Regions from separate parts of the Mus musculus genome. Here region 2 is linked to region 1. A link is a loop called in an ENCODE intact Hi-C map of the cell type or tissue named here. Cell type or tissue: left cerebral cortex. All regions are shown on one strand.

Region 1 (8,000 bases):
TGGAAGACCACGCCTTTAAGTGATGAGGTACCACCTAATTCTGTATACTTCACATTATAACTAAACACAACTAAATCGATAACAAGGTAGACAAACGGTTATACAGCTATGGGTAGAGTTCCCAGCAGCAATGATAATATACTAATTGATATAAGCAATGTGGATGCATCTCAAGACTATGTTCACCTAGCAGTCGGGAGTTTGGCTCACTGGTAGAATGTTTGCTGAGCAAGTCCAAGGCCATAGGTTCAGTTCCCAGCTCCAGAAGCAAAGAAAACACTACGCTCAAGCAAAAGATGCCCAAACATAAAAAATGTGCACGTTATGATATCATTCTGTTCATAACAACTCATTAGTAAGCAATTAATGTGTGATATTAGAAATCAGGACAGTACACTTGGGGAATCTACACAGGTGTGTTCCTGTGAAAACTAACTAAGCTGTGTACACTTCATTATTTGTGTCTCTCTCTGTAGGTGGAATATACTTCAATTACATTTACATTAAAAAAACAAGGTCAATGTTGGCTTTGCTATATACCCAGATATGATTAATTCTAGATAGGGATCTTCCTCTGACACTAAGGTCCTAATTTGATAGCAGGAAGTTTTCATTATATTAAATACTATTTTCTAGCACTAGATATGTAAACCTGTCATTTTAATTTGACCCTAGGATTAAATGGAGACATGTAGCTCTGAGAAACCGACTCTCATATCTTGTGAGATATACTGAGATGGGAAAACCAGATGCTACGTGTGAAAGAGGCACACACAAAAGTCCAAGCACCTTTCCTCTCTTCTTCAGATATGTCATGGATTTTCTGATTCACGAACTCAGCGTAGGATGCAGCGTACCACACCTAGAAGAACCAAGGACAGCATTAAGAACCAGCAGACATCACCAGCTGGGCTTGGCATGCTTAAATGACTTCTCCTGCTTACATAAAACAATTTGGGCATTTCATTAACATATCCATTAACGGCAAGGACCACGCTGTGAGCCTCCATGATACCCATCTGGCAGATGACCAAGGAGCATCGAGGATGCAGATGATCTGCCTGTTTCCTTCTTCCTTTTTAAAAATTGATGTTATTTTAAAAAAATTCACAAGGCTTACATTCATAGTATCTTTACCTAAATAAAACAGCCTTTTAGAACTCTACATTTAAATGTGGGTTTTTACACAGCTGTAATCATAGACGCTGTGACTCAGGTTAGTGATGGGATCATGGATGGGACTGTATCAAATGTTCCTGTTCCCAGTCTTCTTACCCCCTTCTGCATCTGTTTCACTCTCCTTGACCGTCTCCAGCCCTGTCTACAAAACTTCCACAGTTTGCTGCTGCTCCATGCTTAGTCTAAACCCTGAGTCTTCTTATTTCCTTTCTGGTATCACACCCATTTTCAACCAACTCTATGCTGATAACTAACTCCTACATCGTTTTCTTTTGCTTTAGTTTTATCCCTAGAGACTCATATATCCCAGGCTGGCCTCAAACTCAGTCAGTAGTTGAGAATGGCCTGGTTATAGGATTATGTACCATATATGGCTTATGCAGGATTGAAAATCGAGGCCAGGAACTTGTGCATAAATCCTCAGCCCTTTTATAGTTTTATCTTTAGACAAGATTTTACTAAGTTGCTCAGACTGGCCTCCAACTTGTAACTCTCCTGCCTCAGCCTGCTGAGTAGCTATGACTACAACCATGCACTGCCATGCACAGCTTTCATCCTTAATATTTAAGCAAGAATGGCTTTGCTGTCGTTTTGAATTTGAAGTGCTGGGAATGCAGCCCTCTGTATGTGCTGGCAAACTGCTCTACCACTGCTAGAACTAGCCATCTCAAATTCTCAATGTCCTACCTCCCAACAGCTACTCAGACATAAAATCTAAAACATGTCTTCTATTTCTCCATTCATTTGAGTAATCTTTAGCAAGAACCGTCCTCGGATGTGATATACCACCTGTTCAGTGTTTGAGCTACCAGATGCGTGCCCAACACCATTTTTTTGCCTAGATTACCACCTGGCCTTCTAACTAGCCTCTTTTTCCTTGCAATTCCCAATCACAATGGTAGTGGTGGTGGTCGTCGTCTTCTTCTCCTTCTGTTTAGTTTACGTGTATGAGTATTTTTAGCTTCATATCACATGTGCCTTGCCTGAAAAGATTATCAAAAACCCTGGAACTGGAGGTTACAGATGGCTGTGAGCCATCATGTGGTTGCAAGAAATTGAGCCTGGGTCCTCTGCAAGAACAGCAAGTGCTCTTAACCTCTGAGCCATCTCTCCAGCCCCATGGACGTCTTCTTAAAAAACTGGATTTTTCTGTATGGGTTTCCATTTGACTTTTCATTGTATGATAGACCTGAAAGTCTTAATTAATGATGATTCCCCCAAAGAACTCTGTGATCTCCCCAATACATCGCTACATACCTCAACCCTGTCACTACCCACCAATGGGCCAAGACGGCTTGCTCTTGGCTACCTGAGCATGCAGCGTACTTTCCAGCCTGGAACTGGACTCCAGGAATACAGTGTTGGTCCCTCTAAGTCTGCCATCCTTGCCCTTCACCTCTTAGCAAGCCTTCTATCCAGCATATGCAAATCGGTCCCTGTCTGTTACTCACTTTTGCATACGTCACTTACTCATTTGATATTGTTTGTTTTGCAACTTTCTGTTCTCCTCTCCCTTAGACTCAAGTCTGCTAAACACAGGGAAAGCCTGCTTTTTCTTAATGTAGGAAACACACGTGAAGTTCACTATGTATTAACTTCTAAATGAATTAATCATGCATAATTTTATGTGCATTAAATATATGAGTGTAGTAGTATAAGAAGACTTCTGTAGAACAGTGTTTTGTAGACTCTGTGTTCCACAATTCCTTAACTATGCCCCTCTGCTTATATTATCTTTTGAAGTTTGTCATTTTCCTATTACAAATTCTGTCCTAATCCATTACTTCCAAGACATATGTTTTTCCATCTCAGAAATCAAAATATAACTGGGTACAGTAGCATATATCTAGAACCTCAGCACTTAAGGGAGGACAATGCTGGGCTGCACAAAAACCCTGTCTCAAAGAAAACCAAAACAACCCCTCCCACCCCCCTGCTCCTCAATTCTGCACAGGCCTGGCCTGGCCCTGTGGGCTGTCCCCACCTCCTACAGGGCTCAGAGACTGTAAACAATTGCTAAGCAATTCAAGTGAAGATTGGAGGAAAAAAAAAAAAAACCTGTCATTTCAAAGCAGCACAAGGTTGGTGAGCATCTACAGGGTCTTGCTAAGGCACCAAGCAGAACTGTCAAATTTCCTGCTGATTTGATCAGAAAGCTCATTCATTCCCATGCACTGTTCACTTCAGAATAAATGCAACCCAATGGGACAGTGCAGTGTCAAGACTTGCAGACAGAATAGCAGTGATGTGAGAAAACACCCAAGAACATATCACTTACTTTGAAAATACTCAGGGTGTCCAGCATGGTGGGATAGCCTGAAATCCCAGCACTGGAAGGCTAAGATAAGATAGCCAGTGAGTTTGAAGATAGCCTGAGATACATAGTAAGTTCCAGGCCAGCCAGGCCTACACAGTGAGACCCTATTTTTAAAAAGAAAAGTACTTGGGGCCAACCATGCCTTGTTACTCACGCACCAGTGGGGCATAATTTTTAATTGAGCTCTAATCAAATGTAGAGTAGCTCCTTGGATGATGATGATGAAACAATCACTTTATTGATTTTATGAATAAACTACAATTTAAAAAAACCTGACAATATTCTTAATGGAGCATCTTAATAGCTGTTATGTCTTAAGAGCCAGTAAATATACCCTTGCCATGTTATAATATAACTAGTTCTTTCTGTTTTCACAACGGTTTCCCCAGATTATCTTTGAGAGATCTTGAACATTTTTTGTATTGGTTCAGAAATATTCATACTCTATAAGGTAATGCTGTAATCAAAGTCTCTGCTTTATGGTGGTGGTGGTGGTGGTGGATGTCCACCCGCACAGGGCAGGGATACGTGGACAGAGGTTAGGAGAAAGTCTCTTAGGAGCTGGTTCTCTATTGCCACCTTGTGGATCCAGGGACTGAATTCATGTCATCAGGCCTGTGTAAGTGCTTATCTCTACCCACTGAACCATCTCACCAGCCCTGGTTTTAAAACTGTCACTTTCTTTTTCTGGTAATTTAACCCAACACAGACAGTAACTCATACTTTGCTGGTTGATACCCTTGTCTTCTGCAATATTGAGGGTTCTCTCCAGAGTGCCACACACAGCAGGCACCCTCCACCGAGCTTTATCTTGAGCCCTTTTCGCATTTTTTAAATTATTGAGAAATCATTTAAACATGTTTTTACGATTGGTTTCTTCCAATTAAGCTCTGTTGCTGCAGTTCTCCACCTGCATCGTGAGGCCGGACTACAACACACTGCTCCACTTTCACATGCGAACATGGGAGTGATTACAGAGACCTCTTCCATCCAACTGCTTCCTTTTTATCTGTTTTGGTTCAGTGGTTGGTTGGGTCTTCTCTCTCTCTCTCTCTCTCTCTCTCTCTCTCTCTCTCTCTCTCTAACTATCCCTGCAGAGCAGCCTGGCACTAAACCCTGTCTCCCGGTGCTGAGATTAAAGCCATGCATCACCACTCCCAGCCTTCTTTTGTTCTCTGTACTGCTAGGTATCAAGCCCCGGGAGTGTTGCCTATGCTAGGCAAGTCCTCTACCCTGAGCCAGGTTCCTAGCCTTGGCTATTTATTACATCTTGCTGTTCTTTGGCTCTGCCCATCATCACGCCCACAGCTCCATCTGCTGTTTCAACGAGAGAGAACTGGGGGTGCAGCTCAGCAGCTCTCCACCCAGACCCAAGGGAGAGGGATGAGGAGGGGAGACATCTTTCTGTAACTAAAAAGCATTCTTTTCTTTCTTTCAGGCCATTATTATTATTATTATTATTATTATTATTATTATTATTATTATTACAAAACGTACTGGCTGCTACTCTTGGTACTATAAGGAGGAGGGAGCAGGAGACCAGGGAGTCAAGGTTGCTCCTTAGCTAAGTCATGTGAGTTAGAGGCCAGCGGGGACTACAGAAGGCCCTGTCTCTTATGGTTCTGGATAGATGGACCACAAGCCAGGGGATGCCCACCCCAAGCACAAACCAGAATCGATGTGTTATTGTTGTTTAAAAGATACAAATTTGGGGGGTAGGGAAATGTGGGCAGCTCTGGAAGGAGTTAATGGGAGGAAGTGGGAGTAACTATGACCAAAATACACTGCATGAAATTACCAAAGAATTAATAAAAATAGTTTTAAAGACCCTAACACAAAACAGACAAAACTTGTGTGTCAGTTGAGCGCAGTGGAACATGCCTGTAATATCCGGATGAGGGAGACTAGGCCAGGCACGTTTAAGAGCAGCCTGAGCTGTGCAGGGAAATCCACAGGCCCGGGGTGTAGCCGAGTGGGTGACTATCATGCAAAAGTACGAAAACCCAACACCTGGCAGTGCAAAAGAGAAAAAACAAAACCCAAAAAACAAGAATGCTCATGACATAGAGAATCATAGCACAATTTTTATTATGTCATTGAGTTCATAAATAAATTCTAACAATTATCCTCAAAAATTATTTCTGAAATCAGAAGCCAGCACATAAAATTATTTGAAAAAAAATTAAATTTTTAGATAAAGAAATCTTAGGCATACATCTGAATCTCACTTTATGAAATCTCCCATTTCACAAGAAACTCTTCCTCAGTACATACAGTGGCATGGGCACGTCAGCCACCTACCACCAGCACCAGTCTCCCCCACAGTGAGGGCCTCACCCCATGCTTCACACCCTGCTGTAGGCCCCTGACGAACATAAAAAATGGTCTATTCCCATTCTATTTCATTGACAAGATTATTAAAAGTCTACAGTGCACAATACAGTCAGCCCTGCTTGTTCAGGGTTCCACCAACAACAGAGTGAAAATACATGAATAACATCACCATCTGTACTGAAGCCCAAACATTAGGCATGATGACTATTTACATAGCATTTATCTTGCAGGAGCTATTATAAATAGACTGGAAATTATCTGAAATGTGCGTGAGGACATGCATGGGCTCTATGCATACACATATGTAAGAGATTTGAGCATCCGTAGACTTTTGTAACTGTGAAGGGGAGGGAGGGATCCTGGAAGCAACAGGAAGGCTGAAGTCACTCAATAACAGAGGAATTATCAGGGAAGGATCCTTTTATAGGAAAGAGCCCTAATCATCACCCTGGCTGGCAGGCAGCTGTGGATCCAGTTCTGTACCTTCAGTTCCTGCTTGGGCTCCACGTTCTTTATTGTTGTGTAATACACATGGTGGCCATATTGGTAAGCTACCAGGTTCTGTTCTAGGTGGTTCTGGGCTGGGCGCACAAACATCATCCAGTTACAAAGAGTCTCATCGGACAACTCAAACCACAGGTCTTCATGCAAATCCCTGTCTTTTCTGTCTCCTTTATCAAGAGAAACCTGTAACCAAAGAGAAGGTGAACTGAACTGTGTCCTCCAGAAAGGCAATATGCATTCTTAACTGCTGAGCCATCCCTCCAGCCCTGAGGAAGCATGCTTTTCTTTTAAATATATTTTTATTTTGTTTTATGCATGTGCCTGAGTGTTTGTCTGTGCATCACATGTACACAGTAACCCACAGAGTCAGAAGCAGCAGCAGATCCCCTGGAACTGTAGTTATAGATGGTTGTGAGCTGCCGTGTAGGTGCTGGGAACAAAAGCCTGCTCCTCTACAAGAGCAGAAAGTTCTCTTAACTGCTGAGCTGTGTGTCCACCTCTGCCATCCCCTGAGAATTATTCTTTAACACAAAGAACGCCACAAGTCAGACCTATTCCAAGACTCAAAACAGTCTCAATGCAACTGTTTCAGCACACACGGGGCACCCACTGCCACAGATGTCTCCATACTCTAGTTAAAGTCTTTCTTTTGGACACAGGACCTGACCCTAGGCCCAGGCTACCCTGGAATTCACAATCCTCCTGCCTCAGCCTCACAATTGCTGGGATTATAGGTATGTGCCACCACACAAGCTCTAAAATAAAAACTTTGTTTCAAATAGGTTCTCACGTAGCCCAGGATGGCCTGAAGCCCATCATGTAGTCAAAGGTGACCTTTATCTTGTGATCCTCCTGTCTCTCCCTCTCGGATGCTGGGATTACAAGGCAGATGAGCATTCGACCAAGATGCACTTCCAGCCCTCCATCATTTGGTTTAGAAGAGAAGATGCAGTTAGCATGGTGGTATGTGCCTTTCATCACAGCACTTGAAATCTGTATGTTTGGGGCGAGCTTGGTCTACACAGATTTCCAGTACAGCCAGGGCTATTTAGAAAGGCTCTATCTCAAAAAAATTTTTTTTATTAAAATAAACAAAAGAGAAAGTACACCAAGCTATTAAGAGTTTAACTTCATGATCTCCCTGGTCCCCCCAAAAAATCATGTGGGAATCCTATAATCCTGATTCCTCAGATGTGACTACAGTGGAGTCAAGATCTCTAATAGGGTGATTCTGCTACCACAGCATCATCAGGGCCGGCTGTAACCCAGTAAGGGGAAGCATGAACACAAACATGCGAGCCGGAAAAGACAGCCTACCATCATCTTCGCCTTGGCCTGGCAGTCTTCTGAGCTTTGAGAAGTACATTTCCATTATTTAAGCTACCCAGCAGGTACATGCAGTGTGCACATGTGTGCGTGTGCATGTGAAGACCAGAATATGCAATTTGGATTCTTTCTCTCTCTCTCTCTCTCTCTCTCTCTCTCTCTCTCTCTCTCTTTCCCTTCCTCCCTTCCTCCCTCCCTCCCTCCCTTCCTTCCTTCCTTCCTTCCTTTCTTCTTTGAGACAGGGTTTCTCTGTGTAGCTCTGACTGTCCTGGAACTCACTCCGTAGACCAGGCTGGCCTCAAACTCAGAAATCTGCCTGCCTCTGCCTTCCGAGTGCGGG
Region 2 (8,000 bases), 160 kb after region 1:
TCTCATAATTTGCGTGTAAAAGAATGAATAGCTTGCATTAGACTAGATGGTGGTCAGGTTTGGGCTATTCTGAAGTGCTCAGTAGAGGTTAGAGTTCCCATTTCACTTCATCATATATACCCAAAAGTCATTGTCTTAGTCAGGGTTTCTTTTTTTTTTTTTTTTTTTTTTTTAAATTATTTATTTATTATATGTAAGTACACTGTAGCTGTCTTCAGATACTCCAGAAGAGGGCGCCAGATATTGTTATGGATGGTTGTGAGCCACCATGTGGTTGCTGGGATTTGAACTCAGGATCTCTGGAAGAGCAGTCAGTGCTCTTAACCGCTGAGCCATCTCTCCAGCCCCTTAGTCAGGGTTTCTATTCCTGCACAAACATCATGACCAAGAAGCAAGTTGGAGAGGAAAGGGTTTATTCAGCTTACACTTCCACACTGCTGTTCATCACCAAGGAAGTCAGGACTGGAACTCAAGCAGGTCAGGAAGCAGGAGCTGATGCAGAGGCCATGGAGGGATGTTCTTTACTGGCTTGCTTCCCCTGTCTTGCTCAGCCTTCTCTCTTATAGAACCAAGACTACCAACCAGCCCAGAGATGGTCCCACCCACAAGGGGCCTTTCCCCCTTGATCACTAATTGAGAAAATGCCATGAGTTGGATCTCATGGAGGCATTTCCTCAACTGAAGCTCCTTTCTCTGTGATAACTCCAGCTGTGTCAAGTTGACACAAAACTAGCCAGTACAATTGACCCCTTGTCAACTTGACACACAAACACTTTACTAGTAAGCCTCAACCCTTAGTTCTTATTCATCCCCAAGGTCTAAATAACTGTAAACATCCCAGAGTCTTTACATATTCTTAAAATTTCAAATCTCTTTAAAATATCCATTTCTTTTAAAATCCAAAGTCTTTTTACAATTAAAAGTCTCTTAACTGTGGGCTCACTAAAATAGTTTCTTCCTTCAAGAGGGAAAATATCAGGGCACAGTCACAATCAAAAGCAAAAATCAATCTCCAACCATCCAATGTCTGAGATCCAACTCATAATCTTCTGGGCTCCTCCAAGGGCTTGGGTCACTTCTCCGGCCATGCCCTTTGTAGCACACACCCTGTCCTCTAGGTTCCAGATGCCTGTCCTCCACTGCTGCTGCTGCTCTTGGTGGTCATCATCTCATGGTACTGGCATCTCCAAACCCCTTCAGTCCTGGGCCATCAATTGCAACTGAGGCTGCACCTTCACCAATGGCCTTCCATGGCCTCTCACAGTGCCGAGCCTCAGCTGCTCTGTGTGACCCCTTCATGCCTTCAAAACCAGTACCACCTGGGTGACCCCTGTCCCCTCAGGTGGGTGGCAGTTGAGTGGATGCAAGGGTCTTGACACACATGGAAATCATTTCTCTCCTTCCATCATGTAGCTCTTAGGGATCAAACTCAGTAGTCAGGCTTGGCAATAAGTGTCTTTGCCTGCTAAACCATCTTGCCAGGTTGGTGATCCTCCCTTCTCCCAGACCACATCAGAATATTCCTACAGGATTCTTCAGCATCTTCCAACTGTACTGAGTAATGTAGTTGTGAGATAATTGGTCCTGTATGAATCGTTAAATGACTGCCTTTGCAGATGTTTGGAATAAACCTGAAACCTCTGGTTTATCTTTTGCTAGGCTCTTGCAGCCAATGCTGGAACAGGCTTCGCTGTTGCTGAGCCTCAGATTGCGATGTTCTGTGGGAAGCTGAATATGCATGTGAACATTCAGACTGGCAAATGGGAGCCTGACCCAACAGGCACCAAGAGCTGCCTTGGAACAAAGGAGGAGGTTCTTCAGTACTGCCAGGAGGTAAGAGTGTTGCCAGAACGTTCCCCTTCTCCCCGCTTTTCGGTGTCAGGGTTGCATGTGTTCCCCTGCCCGAGACCCAAGCACTAAGAACTGGAGCTCTAGCCCCTTTTGTTTCTAAGTGTGTGTGGTGTGATTTAGTATTGCAGAGGTTTTGCTTCTTGATACCCAGTGAGATTTGTTTTGGGTTGAAAGCCTGCTGCATTTATCTTACATGTAGATTCCATTTTTAAATATAATCTATGGGAGGAATCAGAAATATAAACCATCAAAAGAAAACCAGCCTTTGTCTTAGCTGCATGCACTGGAACTAGAGGGAGGGAGCAGGTGCAGCCTCCACATGCAGAACAATGATGGTGAGTTTGTGGATCTGTAAATACTGCAGAATGCTCAGTGAACAACCACATCATTGGGACCCCATGACCATCAAGATGAATACAGCTGAGGTTGACAAGGTCACAGGCAGGTTTAATGACCAGTTTAAAACCTATGCTATCACAAGATAGGCAAGTCAGATGATTCTGTTCTCCAGCTGGCTAAGGCTGATGATGGTGTCTCAAAAAAACTTTGGAGGAAATTCAATAATATCTGCTATAAAAGTGAGAAACAAAAAACAAGTAGTAGCTCAGTATATTTTTATTTTGTTGTTAGACCATGGAATAGTGTAGTAGAACTTGAGGTTGATGTAGCATATGGGTGGTCTCGGGGGTACTTCTTCATTTGCAGGCAGGTTTATTGTGTGGATTTTGTTGTTGTTCTTAAACAGATATATCCAGAGCTGCAGATCACAAATGTGATGGAAGCAAACCAGCCAGTCAATATTGATAGTTGGTGCCGAAGGGACAAAAGGCAGTGCAAGAGTCACATTGTTATACCATTCAAGTGTCTTGGTAAGTGCTTCTGTTTGCCTTTTAGAAGTGCCTCCCCCTCCCTTGAGCTGTGCTTGGATCCTAGTAAAGTATCTGCATGTGATAAAAATGAGTTCTCGCTGCTTCCTTGTGTTGGTGGTAGACTTCATCTCTGAGTTGACTGCCTCTCCCATTGTGAACCTCTTTTTGCCTCTGGCGAAGGGGCCTTTCACGGGACACCAGACAGAAAGAAGCGTTACCTACAAAGCAGGACAGATTCGCCCTTAGCATTAGCCATTTGAAATCAGTGGTAAGAAAGATAGTTTAGGAACAACACTTAAGAAAGCAGCCAAGGAAAATTGTCCTCTGTCCCTGCAGTTTATCTTGTTCACAATTGCACTGTTAGTCACATCAGGCAGTGGGTAGTTCTCTGGAGAGGGAACATGACTCATAGCATGTGGCCAGGTGCCAGGGCCAGATGCCATGTGGACCCGCCATTCTCCAGGGCTGGGGCTGTACCCAAGTGTTGTCATTCAGTCACTGGAGCGATAACCTTTAGTGCCAGCTTGAACAAAGCTGTGAGTGAGTGTGTTCCTCAGAAATAGGGTTGTTAGTGAATGCAGTCTTTTTTAACTCTTTGTTGCCTGACATGTGAATGGTTAACTCACAGAACTATCAATAGTCTGGGTGATTCAAGAACAGATTGGGTCTCAGATGCTAGTAAGGCTGAAAGAGTTGGCCTTGGTTCAGTCATATTAACACAGGTAAGGCACCAGCACTGACACCTGAGGAGGATCTCTAGATCTAGATGAGCCATCTGTTAAATGTATTCCTCTCCCTCACTCCGTTACAACTTTCCCTTAAAATACAGACAGCAGCAAAATGGAGTGTGTTGCTTTTATTAGGCTCACATGTAGCGAGAAAGTATTGCCAAGAGGAAGAAATAGACCCAAGGAGTCAGAGCATGCAGCAGCTCTTGTGTTGCTGTACAGCATTCCTCAGCAGGAAGGAGGGACAGTGTGTACGCTTAGCCATCTCCTTTAAATCTGCTGTGTAGTCTGGAGTATGCTAAAATATTTTTATGATATTGTTTAAGGATGGTCTTCCCTTCCGTTAGGTTCTGAGAAATCTACTTTAAAATTCTCAACGTGTAACTGAAACACCATTCTGTGTGTATATGTTTCCAGCTTCAGATTTTATTTTTATCTTTTTTAATTTTTTTGAGCCTTGAAGCTGTAACTGTAGCCTTGGCTGCCCTGGAATTGTCTGTGTAGAGCAGCTTGGCCTAGAACTCAAGAGATCCACCTTCCTCACAAGCGGGGGTTAAATGCTTGTGACAGCACTGCCCAGTTTAGTTTGATTGTTCTTGAGTCTTTCAGCAGCCTTCTGTCTTCATCACTGTGTTCTTAATGGTTTCTGTGATTAGAAAGTAAGTCCCATGAACACTGCCAGAGGTGAGATGACAGTGGTAGCCTGCGTGTGACCCGAGCGCACTGTGGAGCTGGGTTGTCCAGTGCCCGGCATGTACTAAGGTAATAGGCCCTGAGAGTAAGCTGCTGTTGGACCTAGCTCCTTATCTTTAAAAGCTGTGTTGGTTTAGTGGTTTGATAAAACAAGCAAAGAAGCAAAGCAATCCAGACCCCCCAGGGTACTGAGAATCAGAAACTGTGCGAACTTCTGGCTTACACCTCCTTCCATCAGATTGCTGCTTCTGTTGACGTTTTGTGTGGACTGTGACCGCAACCTTCATGCATGTTTCTCAGTCATGTTCGTTCGCAGTGTGTTGCCTTCAGTGATATAAGATGATCAAATTATGTCCTAGCATAGAATTCTATGGTTTCTATTCCTTATCCAGGAAGCTCTTTACTAAGTAAGGCTTAGAAACTCCAAGATTTGATCCTCCTTCCGGCCTGCCATCTTAACTACACTGTCTGGCTCTTGCTTTGTACTGTGCTAACATTGGACAGCTTGGGTTTGTCTGTCCTTGCTGCTGTTTTGAAAACACATGCTAGTATTGTCTGTGTGCCTGAGTGACACGGGGCAGAGAGGGCATGTGCCACATACACGTAGAAGTCAGAACAGGCTGTGAACTTGGCTCTCTCCTTCCACTTCATGTGAGTTCTGGGCTTGAACTTAGGTCACCAGGCTTGTTCAGCAGCTGCCTTTGCCTGTTGCCATCGTGCCAGCCCTGCTTTATGTGGTTCTGAGAGCAGCGTCAGAACTTATATTATTAAGAATTGTGTGACGTCAGCTTGTTACACTGCTGTTGAGAACTGTCAGCTGGGTAAGATGTTGCCTGCAGTCATACTGGCTGCCCAGATATGGCCTCTGGCTGTGTTCCTTTATGTTGCTTCGTCCTGTGCCTGTTTAGCATGTCTTCATCTTAAAGGAAATGTTTTCTTGTATAAAAAAAGGAAATGCCCCACACACACACACCCCACCCCCCACTCCACCACCCCTCCTATAGTTTTTCTCTTCTGAAGTTAGCCATTTTTTTCAGGAATTAGCCTAGATATGGACATTAGTTGTAGCTTAGTTCTATCAAGGCTGTTACTGTTTCTTGGCCCACTTGTTAAACAAAGCTGTCTACCTCTTCCTCCCAAGTGCTGGGATTAAAGGCATGTGCCACCACTGCCCAGCTAGGGCAACTCTTAAAAAGGAAGCATTTAATTGGGGCTGGCTTACAGTTTCAGAAGTGCAATCCATTATCATCATAGCAGAAAGGATGGCAGCACACAGGCAGACATGGTGCTGAAGAAGAGCCGAGAGTTCTACATCCAGATCTGCATGTAGCAGGAAGAAAGGGCCTGGCTTGGGCTTTTGAAACCTTAAAGTCTACCTCTAGTGGTACACTTCCTCCACCAAGCCCACGCCTCCTAATCTTTCTTGAGTGGCACTACTAATGCCTAAACTAAGCATTCCAATATATGAGCCTATGGGAGCCATTCTTACTCGTACCAACACAACCCCCTTGGTAAGATCAGTGACTCCCCTTTTCTTAACTGAGAGACTTGAAGGTGGCTTATAGGACCAAGGCATGAGGTCAGAACTAGTCATGGTTCTGCTTAGTTTTCTCAGAGCTAAGCTAGAAATCTTTTCTTAGTATACGGTGCCTGTACCTTCTCCCACACTCTCCTTTTCTTTCTTTTTTTGAGACAGGATTTCTGTGTGTAGCCCTGACTATCCTGGAGCTCCCTCTGTAGTCCAGGTTGGCCTCTGATCTCAAATCCTCCTACCTCAGCCTCCAGAGGGCTGGGATTAAAGGCTAGTACCACCAAACTTGGTCTCCCTTTGTTACTTTCCCTGCATCTAACCTCAGGCTTGCTTGTTTGCTCTCCCATATTCCTTACTTGCATCTTTGCCATAGAAAAGAAAGCACACATAGATCTTTATTTTCTTCTGTTTAGATCCTCTGTGGACATGTGAGTACATCAAAATCACCTGGAAAGCAAGTTAGTGAGTCCGTCCATACAAGGCCTAATCAGGATCTCTGAACAGTAATCCAGTTACACTCACACTCACACACACACACACACATACACATACACACATTCTCCCTCTCCCTCTCCCTCTCTCATTCTGTCTTTGTCTCTCTCTCTCTTTCCATTTTTTATTAGGTATTTAGCTCATTTACATTTCCAATGCTATACCAAAAGTCCCTCATACCCACCCACCCCCACTCCCCTACCCACCCACTCCCCCTTTTTGGCCCTGGAGTTCCCCTGTACCGGGGCATATAACGTTTGCAAGTCCAATGGGCCTCTCTTTCTCTCTCTCAATTTTGGAAAGTTAATAAACATCTAAATCCTTACCTTGGTAATGATACTAATCTTCGCATCCATCTTTCCCATCTGTGTGACAGTCAGTGCAGGAGCCCCATCACTGTATTGGAAGAAAGACAGAGTTCCTTCCATCCCTTCAAAGTTGAGACCTAAGGAGAAGAAAGCCGTGAACACCTCTACCTTTAACCTATATTTGTAAATTTTTGCTTGACTTTTCCCAGCCCCTCAGTGCCTTCCACATACACTTTGGTTGCTAAATTATTTGAAAATAACTTGGGACGTTGAAACAGCTTGCTTCTAAAAACAGGAACAATCTATTGCAGTGACTGCCCTTTAAGAAATTTCCCTAAATGTTAAAATGATCTTTATAGTTTCCTTTTTAATAAAGAATCACACATTATATTTGACCAGGAGAGTTTCTGTCTTTTAAATCTCAAAAGGCTATATATTCTGAGTCCAGACCTTTGTTTAATAAACTGTTCCTGGGGGGTTGGACGTCGGTCCATGCAGTAGTTAAGAATACTTGCTGCTCTTGGTAGAAGACCAGAATTAGCTTCCTAATACCCATGTCTGGGAACTCAAAACTGCCTGGAACTCTAGTTCCAGGGGGGTCTGTGCTCACCTGCACCCCAATGCATATAAATATACGCATGCACGTACATGCACATTAAAAAAATCCTTGAAATGTAGAACTTCTCAGAATTTGAATTTGTTTTGTTAGGATTACATTTAAATTATTAGACTTGGCAGGCATGCTGTAGATGATACTGATACACTCTGAGGGCATTGCACATGTCAGCTTGTCCTGAATTGGAACGTTATCGTGGTCACTAAGTTTTGGTAGTTTCCCACTGAAAAGGTTCCTTGCTCTTTTGTGATTAATCATCCACTTAAAATTTTATCTGTATCAGTGGTTCTAATAGTTTTGTGAAGAAAGGTTCAGCACACTGGTCATGAGGTGTGTCTACTTGAGGTGGTCATGGACAGGGATCCTGTCACATCTCCCAGAAATGTATTGCAGTAGTTCCTGCACAGGATTGTAGCCAGGAAATGTTACTGCCCAAGCCGCAGGTGGGATAGGGGAGTCCTTCAGTGTCCACGCGTGCGTATGTATGCCTGGATGTGCAGCGACCTGTAAACATTAATCGGAGGATCGGAACTGAAGGCTGGCTGTGTTCACCCTGAAGCACAACCAGATTTGCTTCTGACAAAGGCTTTTTGTTTCTCCCAGTGGGTGAATTTGTAAGTGATGTCCTGCTAGTTCCAGATAACTGCCAGTTTTTCCACCAAGAGCGGATGGAGGTGTGTGAGAAGCACCAGCGCTGGCACACGTTAGTCAAGGAGGTAAGAGCTCGCCTGGAGCAGGCAGTCGCCAGCTGTCAGAAGAGGAGAATTCCTTTCAACCAACACCAGCCAACACCAGGGTGTTTGTCTGTCTGTCTGTCTTCCTTTTATAAATGTGTAGTTCTAGCTGGCCTGGTACTTGATATATAGCTCGGGCTGACCTGGAACTCATCACAATCCTCCAGCTTTAGCCTCC

Evidence for each region. Peaks named below come from ENCODE experiments on the same cell type or tissue, not always from the same donor. Only the 100,000 strongest peaks of a DNase experiment are listed, where the experiment ranks them.
Region 2: it touches region 1 in a loop (9-fold over the local background); 17 of 42 quality-filtered maps call a loop at or near these places.

The regions. Positions count from the first base shown.
Region 1 is chr9:31,328,179-31,336,178 of GRCm38, reverse strand. Prdm10 (PR domain containing 10) reads right to left here. Exons shown (of 21, transcript NM_001368846.1): 6 at 6,314-6,517; 7 at 790-862. Among named protein-coding and RNA genes, the nearest start is that of Prdm10, 19 kb to the right of the region's middle. In left cerebral cortex, a CTCF peak has its summit at 4,092 (motif pointing left); DNase peaks (open chromatin) are centred at 4,102, 4,782, 5,101 and 5,432; H3K27ac peaks cover 2,529 bases.
Region 2 is chr9:31,171,738-31,179,737 of GRCm38, reverse strand. Aplp2 (amyloid beta (A4) precursor-like protein 2) reads left to right here. Exons shown (of 18, transcript NM_001357698.1): 2 at 1,660-1,833; 3 at 2,597-2,720; 4 at 7,692-7,804. It also overlaps the pseudogene Gm33535. Among named protein-coding and RNA genes, the nearest start is that of Aplp2, 36 kb to the left of the region's middle. In left cerebral cortex, a CTCF peak has its summit at 5,906; DNase peaks (open chromatin) are centred at 1,797, 2,853, 3,150 and 3,565; H3K27ac peaks cover 2,479 bases.